Regions from separate parts of the Homo sapiens genome. Here region 2 is linked to region 1. The links are chromatin loops, found by intact Hi-C in ENCODE. Cell type or tissue: B cell. All regions are shown on one strand. Links, peaks and the distances in the headings refer to the core of each region. The heading gives the core; the rest is flanking DNA. Region 1 has its middle 99 kb from the start of RGS1. Region 2 overlaps LOC105371664 (a long non-coding RNA gene).

Region 1 (8,346 bases), core at 62-8,061:
CCCTCTTTCCCTTATCCCTTAGATTTAATTCATGAACAAGACCTGTCAATTTTTCCCTCAAATATTATCTTGGATACATAACCAATTCTCAAATATCCATTTCTTCAAATATTTATATTGGATAAATATCCATTTCTTGACATCCCCATTTCTACCATTCTAGTTCAAGCTGGCATCTAGTCTTGCCTGGACTAGTGCAATATCCTTCTAACTGATCTCTTTGTTTATTTTCTTGTTTCACCCCAATCAACACTGCCCTCAGTATATGAGTGACTTTTAAAAAAATGTTATCTGATTGATTGACTCATTTCATACCTCATTGCTTAAAAGCCTTCAATGGCTTCCTAAAGAACTTGGAATAAAACACAATGGGCAGGTTCTTCTTTGTGTCTACCTCAGCTTGATCCATTTGCCCCATTTCTCTGTGCTTGGCATTTCTGGTTTCTTTCCTCTTCTCGTCTACCTCAGCTTGATCCATTTGCCCCATTTCTCTGTGCTTGGCATTTCTGGTTTCTTTTCTCTTCTTGTAAACATGATCAGTTCTTTTTCTCCTCAGAATCTTTGTCCCTGATTTTTTCCTCTACCTGAATTGCTCTTTCCCCTATTTTTCCTACAGTCTACCTTTCTTCTTTCATATGTCAACTCAAGCCACCTCAGTCTGTGTCAGTCCTACCTAAAGTTGCCAGCACACACATCAGATTCTATATTCTCCAAGTTTTATTTCCTTCAAAACATTTAAAACGATATATATTGATTTTGCTTATTATTGAGGAGTGATGATGAGTTAGGCTGGGCAGTAATTGGGCATTGTTTTCTCTCTAAACATGCTCCACATACACCCCATACATATCACTGAGGTCACAGGTACTTGTGGTCTAGTTGACCAGTGTTACCCAAATGCCCAGAGCTGTACTAGCACAAAAAAACCTGCTGAATTAGTACTTGTTGGATAAATTAATGAATAATCTTCATTATAAACAAATAAAGACCCTTATTTTTCAATATCAACCCAGAAGATCTAATCCTTGTGCATTTTGATGGCAAGTAAATCTAAGGAGGTGAGTCTATGTAACAATATAGTCTAGATTACAATAAGAAACCTAGTTAAAAGTAAAATGTGGATCTTCTAAGGTGATATATATCCCTAGCACACGGGAAGTATGGGTATGGAAAAAAATTCACCACCAATTTTTGCAGGTTATTTCAGACAACAGTCACACCTCACTGTATCCATATTTCCTTCTCAGGCCACAACTACCAATATCTGAAATTAAAAATCCTGGGTTCCAAGGTTATTTTTCTTCTCTGCTCATCTTTTTCACAGAAAATTTTTTCACTAAGATGTAATTGAGAGATTGGCCACTTGAGGGCACTTTAGCTCCTTTATAAACGCTCCGGAAAAAAAAAGCCAGCTTCCTTTCAGAGAGGCAAAAATCACTTTCCCTAATATTATATCCCTGATTCTGACACTTAAATCTCAAATTCCTAAAATTCAAATCAGCTACTACTAATTCAAGATATCAACATTACTCACTTATGGCATTATCTTTTTCAACTTTCTTATCACAACTCTGTCTTCTGTCTGCTCGCTCATGAAGAGAACACAGCAGTATCCATTTTAGGCTAATGATCAACAACTAGGGTGAATACTAGAATCATGTGGAAGAATTATCAAAATATGCCTTTTTGAGCGCCACTCTGATCCACTCAGATGCACTAAATCACAACCATCAAAGACGTAACATCAGTGTAAGAGTTTTTTTAAAAAAGCTTCCCAGGTGCTTCTGATACATAACTTGGATGAGAACAAGGGACAGGGCCAATGTTTCCAACCAGCCATGTAAATAATAATAATAATAATAATAATAAAAAATCCATACAACTCCTTCTGCTTACCCACAGAATCTGAGCACAAAGTAAAAAAGTATTTACTCCATTCCTGGGTTCTTATTCTTCCTAGATTCCTGGTTGCTTTTTGTTGTTCCAGCTCCCTGTAAAGGAAAGAATTATATCCCCATTTCCACCTTCACCACCTCATTTTAAGCAGCTCTGCGTTGCTCACATTCGCTTTCTAGAGTAATATGCTCAGCTGTGGTGGCACAGAGAAGGAAACTGGCCTAAATTTTGTCATAGGCAGCTAGAAAATATTAAAAAGTAGATTGTGATACCTGGACAATTTTCATGTTATTCCAACTGCGAGGGTGAGCTCTTCAAAAGCATAATGATAAAATAGCCTGTCTTTCATTGGACTCCTCAGAAAAGCACATCTGCGAACCATCAGGAAAAAAAAGTAACCACTTCATCTCTTTACCTCCTTTACCAGCATGGTCTCCCACCTTTGCTAACAGGTACTAAAAACTGGCTCTAACTTAAACAAGAAGAGACGTTTTCTAGGAAGAATCAAGAGTGGTTCTGATATAGGAGTTAAGAAATCACTTAGGCAAATAGTGAGGGTACTGGAGTCTTTGGTAAGGTTTTGCTTTTAATGAAAAGCAGCCCCAAATCATTTTCTTTTCTAACAAAAATCAGCCTGTGAATTCGAGCTGCAGGCATAGATGCCAGCAGTTGTGCCATTCGTGTTCAAAATGGCGGCTTCATCTTCTCTTCTTTTTTGCCAGCCAATGTACAGTAAGGAGCAGCCAAGATGGCGCTGGTCAAAATGGAAAGGACATTTGCATAACAAGGTTAGGGCTGGGTGACCAGCCTTCCCTGCCCACTTCATAAATGTCACACCTGATCAAACCAATCTTTGGGCCCTACGTACATCAGACACCTCCTCCTCAAGCCTGCCTATAAATCCAGCAAACTGCCACGGTTTGGCCTTTTCCCCTCGGAAGCCCCTCTCTCTCTCACTAGAAAAAGAACTGTTCTTTCTTTCTTCCGTCTATTAAACCTTCGCTCCTAAAATCCTCATGTGTGTCTATGTCCCAAATTTTCTTGGTGTGAGACAATGAACTGCTGGTATTTACCCCAGATAACGAAGCTTCAGTTTCAAGATGGAAAATGTTGTGAACAATTGCATCTCAGAAAAGGCAAGAACCAGGGCACCTCTGGGAATCTCTGCAGGCATCGTGGCATTTCCTTAAAGCATATGACTGCCCCAAGGACTGCCATCTAAATTTTTCTATCTGACTACCTTCAGTTCTGAGGCTTCCTCTGTCAAGGTTCTCATTCCCAAGGTAAGAAGTCAGACGGCCTGATGAGGATCCGGTATCCTTCTGAAGTGGAAGGACAGTGTCTGGTGAGCAGGTGTCATGGAGGGCCAGTGGCATGTGCCTGTTGGGAGGGGTGCTATGTGAGTCAAGCTGCACAGACAAGAATAGCATCTACTGTTTTGGCATCTTTCCTTACCACTACATGATGTTTCTCTGCTCTGAGGAGATCACACACCTTGATTTCTCCAAGTATGCTGGCTACAGTCACATTCCAGTGCCAGCAATGCCATTAGCTCCCTTTTTCAGGCCAAATCACATGTATTAGAGAATATATTTATTATTCCCGCAAGAATATGAGATGCAGGAGGGCTGTACATTGATTCTGCATATTTTTATCCCAAGCCTAGGAGGACAGCTCACTCAGGAGACAACTGGAGAGCAGCACCTTCAATTCACTTTTCTTGGAATCTAGGTTGTATCCTGATAAGAAGCATGTGAAAAAAAAAAATGTGTGTGTGCGTGTTGGTTGGGGTTGAGGGAGAGATGTTCAACACTAACATAGAATTAATGAATTAATGATAACATAGTGTCATATTGAGATAGTGAGATGTGCTGCACTTTGGAATAAGAGAGACATAGGTTCCTATCCTGTTTATTTAGCAGATTATTTAACTTGCCGGTGCATCTATTTCTTCCTCTATGAAATGGAGAAACAATCCTATGAATCTCTATGAGGACTAAATTGGATAACGCGTTATGCTGGGTGTGGTTGACTGGCTCCCAGCAGCCAACCCCACCCGTTTCCATGTTCCTTTTTTGTACATAGGAGCTGAGGAGATAAACGCTACATTTAGCAGACTCCTTGGCAGCAAGGGCTCTGGGTGTGAATTGTGTCTGCCAACCAGAGGGAGAAGTTGGACGCGAACGCTTGGCTGTTCCTGCTGGCTAGCAACGTGGTAGGAACAGGTTTCTGTGCAACGGAGTTTGCATGCGTATTTCAGACTTTTCAGTGTTTTGAGATTTGTGACATCACTGCAGTAATGACCTCAGAGCGGGCACTCCTAATGAGTCAGTTGCACATTGTTTTGGCAGTCATCCCACAATATCCACTCAAAAACCGACTTCTCTGGCCCTCCCACTGATTGTCAGGATCTCACTTGCAGTATTAACCCACTTCTGTTTTCAGTCTCTAGAGTGGTTTGTTTCCTATTCTGAGCAATGACTAATATAGACATACAAAGTGCTTAACAGAGCACCTTTCTGTGGCACTAAAAAATGCTTGATAAATATAGCTATTAATATTATTATTATTATCTGGTATTTGACCTTAATCAAGTTGCTTAACCGCACTAAGCCTGAATTTTCTTATCTATAAAACAGGGACTTCTTAAGGAACTGCTGTACAGATAAAATAACATAATGTATGAAAAGAGCTTAGCACAGAGAGTAGGTGCCCAGTAAATTTTGTGTATAATTATATATTCCTTTTATTCATTTTCATTTTTTCAACATATAAATTATTTTATTAGTCGTTTAGCTTAATCCACACATAGTATAACACTATAACAGCATCAAACTGTTGTATGCCAATGTCTATGTTATTGACATGTAGTAGATTTCTAAATGATTTAGAAATGTGTTATACAAGAAGCCAGGTTAAACTTAAATAATGAGAGTTTCTGCAAAACTAATCGACTGACTCTTACCTCTGGTAATTTTTCCTTAGACTTTATTCTGCAATCACTAGAGGGCAGACAAATACAGTGAATAATCAGTACCAGCTAAAGCAGTAAATTCTTAATGAGCTTTCTGAATATGGGTAGAAACCGTTATTTTTCAAACATGAAAATAGAAGAACAAAGATACTTACTATGTAAGGACACAAATATCAGTTAAAAGTTTATAAGTTTATTTTAACTTCATTGTTATATAAAATTAGTAAGCACAATTTTCTACCTCATACTTATGTAAATTTTAAAGTAAAATCATTCAACAACACATACATTAATTTTTAAAATTAACAAGATAATTAAATGATATATATTCATTAGAACAGAGAGAGAAGGTAGCATAGTAAGAGGATCATGAATCTGGGAATACAAAGACCCAAACTCCAAATGGGTCATTTTACCTATTAGTTGTTGTAGGCACAGTGCTTTGGGCCGACAAACTTTCAAGATGCTAGAAAAATGTTTGAAACTTGTAAAATAATTGATTCCAGACTTTGAAATGAAGACTTTTTATTTACACACACACACATGCACATATATGGACACAACCTAACGAGCAATATTCCCAAAACAGTAAGAACATGTTGGAATCTTGATTGAATGGTAATAAATGATTTTCATAGAACTGCCCTCTTTACAATATTGGGTCTTACAACCTATGAATGTAGTACGTCCTTCTGTTTCTTTGTTTATTTGAGTCTTATTTTAATTCTTTTAAATGATATTTTACACTTTTCTATGCAGAGTTCTTGAACATATTTAGAGTTAGGTGTGTAAATATTTTTATACTATTTTAAATAATATCCTAATTTTAATTTCTAACTCTGTTACTGTTACATATAAATACAATTTCTGTACATGGCTGAAGTTATCTAACTTGCTAAATTCTTTTATTAATTGATATTAACTATGTGTAGAATCTCTTGAATTTTCCATATATATGATCCTCTGTTCTGCAAATAATATCAATTTTCTTACTTTGCTATATTTTTATTTTTATTTCTTCTTCCTACTGCATTGCTACATATCCTCCAGTATATGAAGAATTAAATTAATGACAGTAGTCTCCTAGCCTTTTTATTGAAACAGATGGAGAACTTATTTATAATTATACATAATATTTGTTAAAGGTTTTATCAATTTTATTAATATTTTAAATTTAGCAACTTTGATGATGCCTTTGTTTATGTGTTTGTTCTACTCCTTTTTTTCTGCCATGTTGTTTTTGTTTCTATTATAGCCTTTGGATTGAATTTGCTCTTTTTTTTCCTACATTCAACACCATGAAATGGAGGTTTAGTTGATTGATTTTTAGACTTTCCTGTAAAATATAGACATATAGGATTTTCAATTTAAATTTCTCTTTGAACTCATCTTTAATACAGTCCCACAAATTCTACATGTTGTACTTTTATTATGTATTTCATGATATTCCTAATTTTCATTGTGATTTCTTCTCTCATAGTTTTTATATAAACACATTTTTTAATTTTCAAGTATACAGGCTGTTTCCAGTTTGGTTTTCTTTTTTGTGGTCTGGTTTACTTTATTTTTACTGTGGTCAGAGAACACACTGTTATTTTAAATGCACTGAAATTTATAGATGGTTTATGTGTGATAGAGGGATATGAATTTTGCAGTTTCAAAGTTTGTATTACCATTAGGGGAAGCTGCTTTGAAATCTTCCCATATCACTGTGTATTTAATTATTTCTCAATCTAGTTCTGCTCATTTTTATACATATATATGTCATATAGTTTGTCCATTCCAAATTAGAATTTATATTGCCACTTGCTAAACTAAACTTCTTGTAATTATGAAGTAGTCTACTTAATCTCTAGTGATATGTATTGCCTTATAGTCTATTTTGTCTGATATTAATGTGTTTATACAGCATATCTTGATAAATATAACCTTGTTTTGTAGAAGTTGTTGGTGAAGCAGGACAGATCAGTTATATAATTGGTACACATAAGTATAAAAACTGAGTTGAAAATAATAAATTATAATTATTCCACCTGAAGTCCCAGCATCTTCATTCTGAAATTAAATTATTTAGTAATTTTTCAATATTATATAGATTAAAATCATCCTTCTATATCCTTAGACTGTGCCTTTTCTAGTCTTCCATATCTCTTCTCTTCCTTGGTGTGTAATGTTTCACCTCAAAACACGTTTGATGCACTTGCTACTGATATGGACAGGAGATAGGGAAATACTGAGTAAAAGAGGGCAGTTCCCCAGCAAAGGCTTCACCCTTAAGCCTGGAGACCCACAGCCCTAAGTGGGAACAGTCATTTCTGTCTTTGTACCCAAAAAGCTGCCTTTTGGCCCCCCATGCCCCTCTATCCTGTACCCACAAAAACTCCGAACCCCAGGCTCCAGAAGCAGACAAGCAGACAAAGAGACAAGGAGATAAAAACACAAACAGTGGAACAGCACAGCAGAGAAAACAAAGAGAAGGAATTTCTGAACACTGAGAGGAGTTTGGCTGGGGATGGTGGAAGAGGAGCTCAGCTGCTGGATGGCCAAACTCCCAGGTCAGGTCATTTTTCCACTCCATCCCCCTTCTAGCTCCCCATCCATCCTGCTGAGAGCCACCTCCACCACTCAATAAAACCCCACATTCATGGCTTGGGAAGGCTCAATTCTCCTGGGATGCTGGGCAAAAGCTTGGGATACAGAAAGCTGTCACATTGGCCCTCTGCCCTTCTGTAAAGGCAGAGGGACCATTGAGCTGGTAACACTTAAGCCATCTGCAGATGGCAAGGCAAAAATAGCTGGAGGCACCCACCCACGGGACTGGAGCCCAAAGCACTCACCCCGGCTCCTACACATGCCCATCTGCATGCTCCCCGTCTTGTCAGGGGTTTAAGCAGTGAACAGTGGTGGCAATGGAACAGGCGAGCCACACCCGTGTTGCAAGTACTATGAGGGGGATCAGGGAACTCTCCCATTTCACTACCAATCTAGCTTTGGGACTCTCCATGGCAGGGCTACATCTGGTCTAGCCCTTCCTCTGCAGTCAACAGAATACACTTGACCCATCAGTTAGTCTGCTTCTGAAAACTTATGCGGTCTATGAAGTTTCTCCTCACAACTGTAAGTATTATTTATCTTTCTCTGTGTTCTAATTTAGGAATGGTCAGGGTTCTAAATATATATATATATGTGTGTGTGTGTGTGTGTGTGTGTGTGTGTGTGTGCATGTGTGTGTATTTTTGAGACGGAGTCTCACTCTGTCGCCCAGGCTGGAGTGCAGTGGCATAATCTCAGCTCACTGCAACCTCCACCTCCCAGGTTCAAGCGATTCTCCTGCCTCAGCCTCCTGAGTAGCTAGGACTACAGGCGCCTGCCACCACAATATTTTTTTTCATGTTTCTTTCATTTTTTTTTATTATTATACTTTAAGTTTTAGGGTACATATGCACAATGTGCAGGTTAGTTACATATGTATACAT
Region 2 (8,346 bases), core at 105-8,104, 69 kb after region 1:
AGGAAAGCTGTTTTCTGAGTTCCTATAGCATTCTGTACATTACTCCTTCAAACCAGTTATCTGATTTATATTGAAGTTGTCTACATGTCTGTTTCCTCACTAAAGATTCCTTGTCATAGACACAGTCATCAGCTTTTCTTATGTACTAAGTACTATTCCCAGGACAAAACTGGCACATGATATTTGTTAAATAAATCCAAAAATGAAATATTTATTTGCATAATAATGAAGACATTCTGTGTTACTTTAAGCTTAATAAATAAATACGGAGTTGGAAGCTTAGAGGGAAAATGTTTATCAAGAAAGCAGATATTGACTCTCATTGGCCTAGATCTAATTCCTATAGCAAACAATAAAGCAATGTTGGAGAAAGACAAAGTAGCAATTTATTTAGCTATTATTGTTCTTTCAGGGGTCACGGCCTTATACTTAGAGGTAAGTTCTTATATTCCACTATTTTCTAGAATTGGAGCGACTTATCCTTATAATAGAACTGTATTGAACATTTTGCTATTCCTTTAGCTCACCAAACTTTTTTTTATTCTTTATTTTTTATTTTTCTTGTGATAGGGTCTCACTCTATTTGTCCAGGCTACTGCAGTGCGGTGGCATAGGGTTCGCTGTAACCTGGAACTCCTGGGCCCAAGCAATCCTCCCGCCTCAGCTTCCCAAGTAGCTAGGATTATAGGCGCATGCCACCATGCCCAGCTAATTTTTAAAAAATTGTTTTAGAAGTAGGGTCTTGCTACATTGAGCAGGTTGGTCTTGAACTCCTGGCTTCATGTGATCCTCCTGTCTCAGCCTCCCAAGGCACTGGGATTACAGGAGTGAGCCACTGCACCCAGTCATAGCCCACCAAACTTTCTTAAACCTGTATTTTCAAATAGACTGTGTCCTCTATCTAAGAGGATGCCCCCAACACACTCCTTATTGGACAACCTCATATTCATCTTTTCATAGACAATATAAGGGCCATGTTTATGACCACTTTTCTGATTCCTTCTAGAGATAAATTCTTTCATGCTTCCAAAACCCTGCATGCACAGTTTTAGTACAGCACTTAACTTTATTTATTTACAACAAGTAAATCCTCTTTTTTCCCCTGTGTAGACTGTGACTACATAAAAGCATGGAGTTCACCTATTTCATGTATAATTTTTAAAGCTCAGCAATGTTTAGCACTTTTCATGGAACAAGCATGTATTCATACATTTAAAAGATGAAGAGAGAAAAGGAGGGGAGGAAAATGAAAAGACATGAAGATACTTGAGTAGCTAGTATTCTGATGCAAGTTAGTTTCTGTTTATTAGAAGATTTGGAAGCAAGCAGCAAGGTCAAAGCTATCTTCTTATTTCTGTTTGCATGTAAAGTTGTGGAAACATAAGGTGTTTCTAGAGTAAACTGCCGGCACCTATTCCACAGGTTCTTGGGTGTCAAGAGTCAATACCTAGCTTGTAGCTATGAGAATCCACTTTCGGGTGTTATTAGTGTTGGAAGGCAGTTGCAATGGTAGCAGTGCCCCACTTCTTAATTCCAGCATTCTAACGACTGCATAGCAGCTCCAGGAATTGTTCCTAAACTTACAGCTTTAGTGAAGACCTCAGAGGCAGTAGCTTCCTAGTGGAGTCAATCTGGGGTCAGTCCTGAACACCCAGCCTACTATCCTCTCCTTTAACATTTCAATAATTGTTTAAGTACATCATGTCCCGTATTTTTAAAATCCTTCTTGCTTAAAATACCTATAGTGGTAATTTCTGTTTCCGTTAGTGCATCCTGACAAAATAAGAGGGAACAAAGGGAAGGAGAGGAGAGAAAAGAGAGAAAAAGAAGTCTCGGCATATAACAACTTAATTTCAATCCCTGCACTGAGAGACCTGACCCACAGTAGCTAGTATGGTTTCTAAGCGGCCTAAGTTCACACCCCTGGTATGACCCAACCATCTCATGAATTTCTGCCTTCAAAAGCTCATGGGTGTCAAAAGCATTTCCTGTTTGTTCTGGCTAATACCTGATGATAGGCCCCTGATATTTCCTTCTCAGTGCACTTATTAAAAAAGGATTATAATTGTGAATCCTGTCTCTTTCCCTTTGGAGATATATATGCAGCTCCTACGACTTCACTCGCTCCCTGTCCCTACTCCCTCATTTTCCCTTTAAAGCACTCAGTCACTTCTGCACAAATCAGAATGGAGTTCAGCTCTTTCTTCTTCTTTTTTTTTTTTTTTTTAACTTTTTTAGAGACAGGATCTTGCTATGTTGCCCAGGTTGAGCTCAAACTCCTGGCCTCAAGCAATCCTCCTGCCTCGGCCTCCTAAAGCACTGGGATCAGTTCTTTCTCCTGTTGTCAGTCGTTTCTGAAGAAAATCTGTTTTCACTGCTGTAATGTCTGGCTTTATCTTAGACAAGAGAGACTTATTCTTTCTGCTCTTTTTCTTCAACTTTTGTAGGTCAACTGATAGCCAATTAGATTATAAGAATAATTTTTTATTTCTATAAAAATATAACATTGGTTCATTTTAAACAATATAGATCATTAAATATCATAATGATTTATTATGAAACCACATTTTCTATATATCTTTTAATGGAGAGATAGTGTTCTCTCTCCAGAATATTTAACCTGTGATTTTACCTAAAGTCTGACAGACTAAATACTTCAAGTACTACTCAGTATTATGAACCAATCCCATAAATATTAGAACTTTCTAGTCCACATATAGTTTCAAAGTAAACACTAATAAACAACATGACTCCAAAATTCATCTGCAGAAACTACAATTTAGTGTAGGAACTATAAACTACAAAATAAATTAACATTAATAGAATCGTTCTTTGGCTGGGCACAGTGGCTCACACCTGTAATCCCATCACTTTGGAAGGCAGAGGTGGGTGGATCACCTGAGGTCAGGTGTTCAAGACCAGCCTGGCCAACATGGTGAAACCCCATCTCTATAAAAATGCAAAAATTAGCTGGGCATGATGGCAGGTGCCTGTAATCCCAGCTACTCGGGAGGCTGAGGCAGGAGAATCGCTTGAACCCGGGAGGCAGAGGGTGCAGTGAGCCTAAATCGCACCATTGCACTCCAGCCTGGGTGACAGAGCAAGACTTCATCTCAAAAAAAAAAAAAAAAAAGAATTGCTTTTGTCAATTGATGAAAAAAGGAAATTCCAACTGATGCTTTAAAAGAGAAATTGCCTGGAGTAGAGAAAGACTGTAAGAGTTCTACTCTCTTTGGCCTTCGATTAAACAGAAATATTTCAGAGGAGCTTGAATCCTTTGAAACACACTTATACTGCACAGCGTGTTGCTATCCTCATTTCTGTTACTTAGGTTTTGCATTTTCAGGAAATGAGTAATTTGCCAAACATGCAGAGTCCCATTATTTAGATTCAGTTCTCTTGAAGGGATAAAAACAGTTGTTTAAGAGGGACTCGAAGATTCTTCACATTTTAAGCGTAATATACTTGTAAATGTTTCTCACTTGGAAGAAACTGCTGACAGGTGTGGTTGTGGGTTAAGCTTTAAGAAAGCTTGAGAAATTCCCCTGTTGACTAAGTATCAATTCACTGTAGTCCCAGAGCGATCGCCTCTGGACATCCCCTTTGAACTTTTTTTTTCCTCTAAAGGGGTTCATGCAAGAACTGTGATACACTGTATGTTCCTTCCTAAAAAGAAAGTACCTCCATGGACAACTTGAAAATTTCCAGCAACAGTAAACTTATTACCATTTTTCTCATCATTCCTAATCATTTTTAATGAGGAAGTGCAAACAGCTTGGAATCAGGAGCTATAGACTGTGAATGAAAAATGCAAACAACCTGGAATCAAGAGCTATAGATTGTGAATGAGTAGTCTCATTTAATCTCCACTGCATTCACTCCTAGAGAAGCTTGGAAAATTTCCCCACCTTTAAAATAAAATGGTAATTTTTTCAACTTGTAACCTCATAGAAATAGCACAAACATTAAAAAACAGAATCTGTATCAAAATATGTGAATTCTTTGAGGGACATTAATATTTTTGGCTACAATATTGGGATTATAATGGTAATTATTTGGAAAAATAGTATTATAAAACTTAATACTATTTTTCCAAATAATTACCATTATAATCCCAATATTGGCTATTCCAAGAAATTTAGCTAAAATAGCTGATGGGATTATCCCCACTTTTAAAGAATATTTCACTGAGAATACTAACAACTTCACTCTTACTACTTCCTCTTTTTAAAGTAAAGGCGATCTGAAGAAAGCATAAATGCACAAAAATATTGTACGATAGTCAAAAATAAGAGGGCATAGAAGATGGAATAAGCTGAATGCCTTTCTGGATGCAATCCCTATTGAAAGTCATATCTGAGGTTTGTATCAAAATCATGAGCTGAGATGGTATCCAAGGCAGGAAGGAGCAGATGCAGGCTGAGGAAGGACCTGTGTGTGAGGATTGCCTGAGGACTCAGAATACTGGGTAACTGCATGCATTAGGGAACTTGAAACCACCCACCATTAAGTACGAAACATGATTTCAACATGTTAAGGTGGCTTCTAATGGGTCTTAGCAGTTTATGGTTTCCAGGCTCCATTTAACTAATATCACAGAGACTTTCATTAATGCATGAAATACTGATGTACCTAATCTCTGCAGTCTTCATAAAATAATGACTCACTTTTGAAGTAGATGCTGGTACTTCTTTGGTACATTTGTGTCTTCTCTTTTTCATGTGGTCAGTGACAGTACTACACACCCCATAGTGGATGGAAAATGTTGAGAAATGTTCTGTGCAAATTCATGCCTATCATTAATTTCCTTGAGTAACAGAAATATGTACTTTATTTTTAATTAAACATAAACTTTTTTAGCTTATTGCTGTGGAAAGGGTTTTGTTGCCAAATTTTAAAAAAAATAAACGAATAGATATATAATAACGGTGTACGATAAATTTAAAAAAATACTTTTGCAAGAATATTCAGATTGCCTTATACACATTCTTTGGCAGGAGTGCTCAATTTCTATTTCCTGGCAATGCTTCGTGTGCAATTGACTTTTCATTTCCCGCATTTCCCCATGACTCCACCAACATAAGTTTGTTCAGCTCTTTTTATCTCACATATCACAATACCACCATAAGCACAGCACAAATGGCTGGTGAAAAAAGACACTAGTTGGGACAAAAAGCTTCAAATGCTCCTCTTATCCACAAGCAGAGAATTGAGCCGTCTCTAGCTGTGTATGTCTCATTACTTCTAAAAAACATAGGAAAAAGAGAGCCGAGTTATCACTCATCACTTATCAGATTTAACCAGGTGTTGAAATTAGAAGTCTGTTTACTGCTATGTGATTCACACTATAATAGATAAGATCATGACAGAAACTGGAAATACAAATTAAAGGTTCACCAAATCCATTCCATTTTATTTTAATGCAAACATTAATGAGTATTTTATTAAAAAAAAAACTATGGGACATAAGCTAAACTAGAAGAGGTGATTGTACATAAAGCATGAACCACAGTTATCTTAAGCAAGCCAGTAATGAACATGAACCAAAAAATCAGAAAATTAATATTGGCATGAAATCATAAATGAAATAAATAGAAAAGTGGGCAATTAGAACTCTAGTTTTACTTTTTAAAATATTTTATCTTTTAAAAACTGCATTTTCAAACATAAAAAAACTTGAATTATAACAAAATAATATTTATTATCCAAATTCAATAAATGTTCATTTTTTTCATATTTATATGACAATTTTAAAATAAAAAATATTTGGATATACAACATCTACTTTCCTCCATCCCAGACAGAAATATTATACCATCTCACCTATCAGCTATTGCTATGAAACATGCTGTATAACAAACTACCCATAACTCAGTGGTTTAAAACTATAATCTTTTATTTTCATGGATCTGAATGAAAGATCTGCAGATCTCATCAGAGCCCATTCATGCATATGAGGGCTAGTTGGAAGACAGCCAGTTAAGTTTTGGCTTGGCTGGGGCCATTTCACTCTGTTCCATGTATCTTCCCTTACGACTAGCCTAGGTATGTTCTTTTTTCCTAACAACGCAGAGGCACAAAAAAGCAAGGAGAAATACCAGTCTATTGAGGCCTAGGCTCAAAACTGTCACACTACCACTTCCATCTCATGCTTTTGGCCAAAGCAAGTCACATGGCCAAATCCAAAGTCAAGAGGGGGAAAGAGGCAGCCCACATGTAATGAGAGGGCATATAAGTTACAAGTCAAAGGGGATGAATACAGTAGGGGGTAAAAAATTAGGGCCAAAAACGCAATCAACTTCAACTCCCATTCATGTTTTTATATTAATCCTTTATGTCTATATCTATAATAATTAATGATATTTTTAATTGTTAAGATTCACATTAAAATGATATGTTTTCTTAACCTTGTGCAGTTTGACTTTCTTAATCATTTTGTTTGCAGTGATTACCTAAGTTGATCATTAAATTTATACTAGTTTTTACTACTAGTTTTTTAATTCTATAAATGGATTATAATGCATTCCTCTATTGATAAACATGTCAGTTTTCTCTAATTTCTTATTATTAGAAAAATGAATAAAATGAAAGTCTTGCATATGTTTCCTCATGCAAAAGTATGAGAATTTCTCCAGGGTGCATCTAACATAATGTATCTGAGTCTCAGGGTAAATATTCTTTCTACATTCAAGACAGCCAGTGCTGTCTAATAGAAATATAATGTGATCTCCAAATATAATTTTAAATTCTCTAGTTCCCATGTTAAAAAAATATATTATACACGTTTAATAAATTTTATTTAATACAATATATTCAAAATATTATTTCAAAATATAACCAAAATAAAAATTATCAATGTGATAGCTTACATTTTTGTATTAATTCTTTGAAAATTAATGTGTATTTTATACTTATAGCCCAGCTTAGTTCAATACATTTCTTTGTTGTTGTTGTTGTTGTTGTTGTTTGTTGAGACAGAGTTTTGCTCTTGTTGCCCAGGCTGGAGTGCAATGGCATGATCTTGGCTCACTGCAACCTCCGCCTCCTGGCTTCAAGTGATTCTCCTGCCTCAGCCTCCCTAGTAGTAGTAGCTGGGATTACAGATGCCTGCCACCATACCCAGCTAATTTTTTGTATTTTTAGTAGAGACAGGGTCTCACTATGTTGGCCAGGCTGGTCTCGAACTCCTAACCTCAGGCAATCCACCCGCCTCAGCCTCCCAAAGTGCTGGGATTACAGGTGTGAGCCACCATGCCCAGCTCATAGTTCAACACATTTCAAGTGCTCCATAGCCACATGTGGCTAGTGTCTACCCTATTGAACAGTGTAGTTCTAAATATTACTAAATTATTTGCCTTAGTGTTGATACCAATGTGTGAGCATTCCAATTGGACATCCTTATCAACATTTGGTCTATCAGATATCTTCAGTATTTTGCCAATCTGAAGGGTAAGCCAGAAAAGAACCCTAGTAGAAAAACTGAGGAAGTTTGAGTAAAGTCTGTAGTTCAGTTAATAGTATTAACTAATGTTAATTTCCTAGTTTCACTAATTATAAAAATCATTATAGAAGATGCCAAAATTAAGGGGAGTGAGTGAAAGTTATTCAAAAGTTCTGTACTATCCTTTCAAGGTTTCCATAAGTCTAAAATTATATCAAAATAGAAAGTTTTTAAAAGTCACCCCCTAATTGAACTTGAATTTCATTTCCTCCTACAGATTACAGGTATACTACTTCAGGCTTTCCAAAGGACAGTTTTTTATATGCTAACTGAAAGCGTTTTTATTTAAACTACAATAGTAGATGAAAGAATGTACTAATACTACTCTCATTTAATTCCATCTATAATGAAAGACCCACCAGACAATTTTGTGTCGGTGAATACTGGAAGCAAGGTAGCCTCTGGGAATTAAACTTGACACTGCTATTGTGAGTTCTGCATCTTTTCAATGTTATATCACTTTTCTGTACTGGTCTAATAGCACCAATTTTATTCTGCTGTGTCTTAAACATAATTTTGCAATTAGCATGCGGCACTTTCTCTACTAGGTAAACAGTAAAAACAATAATAATTCTGCATTGCTTTCAATAGTGTGCATAATGTACTAACCAAATGCCCTAAATTGAATAGATGATGAAAGTTACATTCCAACCCTTAAGAATTTACTAGAGAAGTTAAAGTAATAGATTCTTCCTTTCACTTGAACTGGTCTTTACATAAAATTTTGTCTTTCCCCACATTATTCCTCAGAAGTCTTCATGGTTGCTTCTTAGTAACTAAAGGTTTTAACTAAAAGGAAAAAAGAAAGAAAGAAAGAAGCAAAAAAAAAAAAAAAACAAAAACGT

The links. Hi-C counts contacts between places; a loop is a spot of excess contacts. Peaks named below come from ENCODE experiments on the same cell type or tissue, not always from the same donor. Only the 100,000 strongest peaks of a DNase experiment are listed, where the experiment ranks them.
Region 2: it touches region 1 in a loop (5-fold over the local background); 15 of 110 quality-filtered maps call a loop at or near these places.

The regions. Positions count from the first base shown.
Region 1 is chr1:192,472,903-192,481,248 of GRCh38, forward strand. No RefSeq gene overlaps it. Among named protein-coding and RNA genes, the nearest start is that of RGS1, 99 kb to the right of the region's middle. In B cell, for the core only: CTCF peaks have their summits at 1,373 (motif pointing right), 1,576 and 4,927 (motif pointing right); DNase peaks (open chromatin) are centred at 1,399 and 4,909; H3K27me3 peaks cover 1,379 bases.
Region 2 is chr1:192,541,721-192,550,066 of GRCh38, forward strand. All of the region lies in intron 4 of LOC105371664 (a long non-coding RNA gene), which reads right to left. Among named protein-coding and RNA genes, the nearest start is that of RGS1, 30 kb to the right of the region's middle. RefSeq lists an enhancer at 3,430-3,489. In B cell, for the core only: a CTCF peak has its summit at 4,737; DNase peaks (open chromatin) are centred at 3,541 and 4,381; H3K4me3 peaks cover 744 bases; H3K27ac peaks cover 387 bases; H3K27me3 peaks cover 369 bases.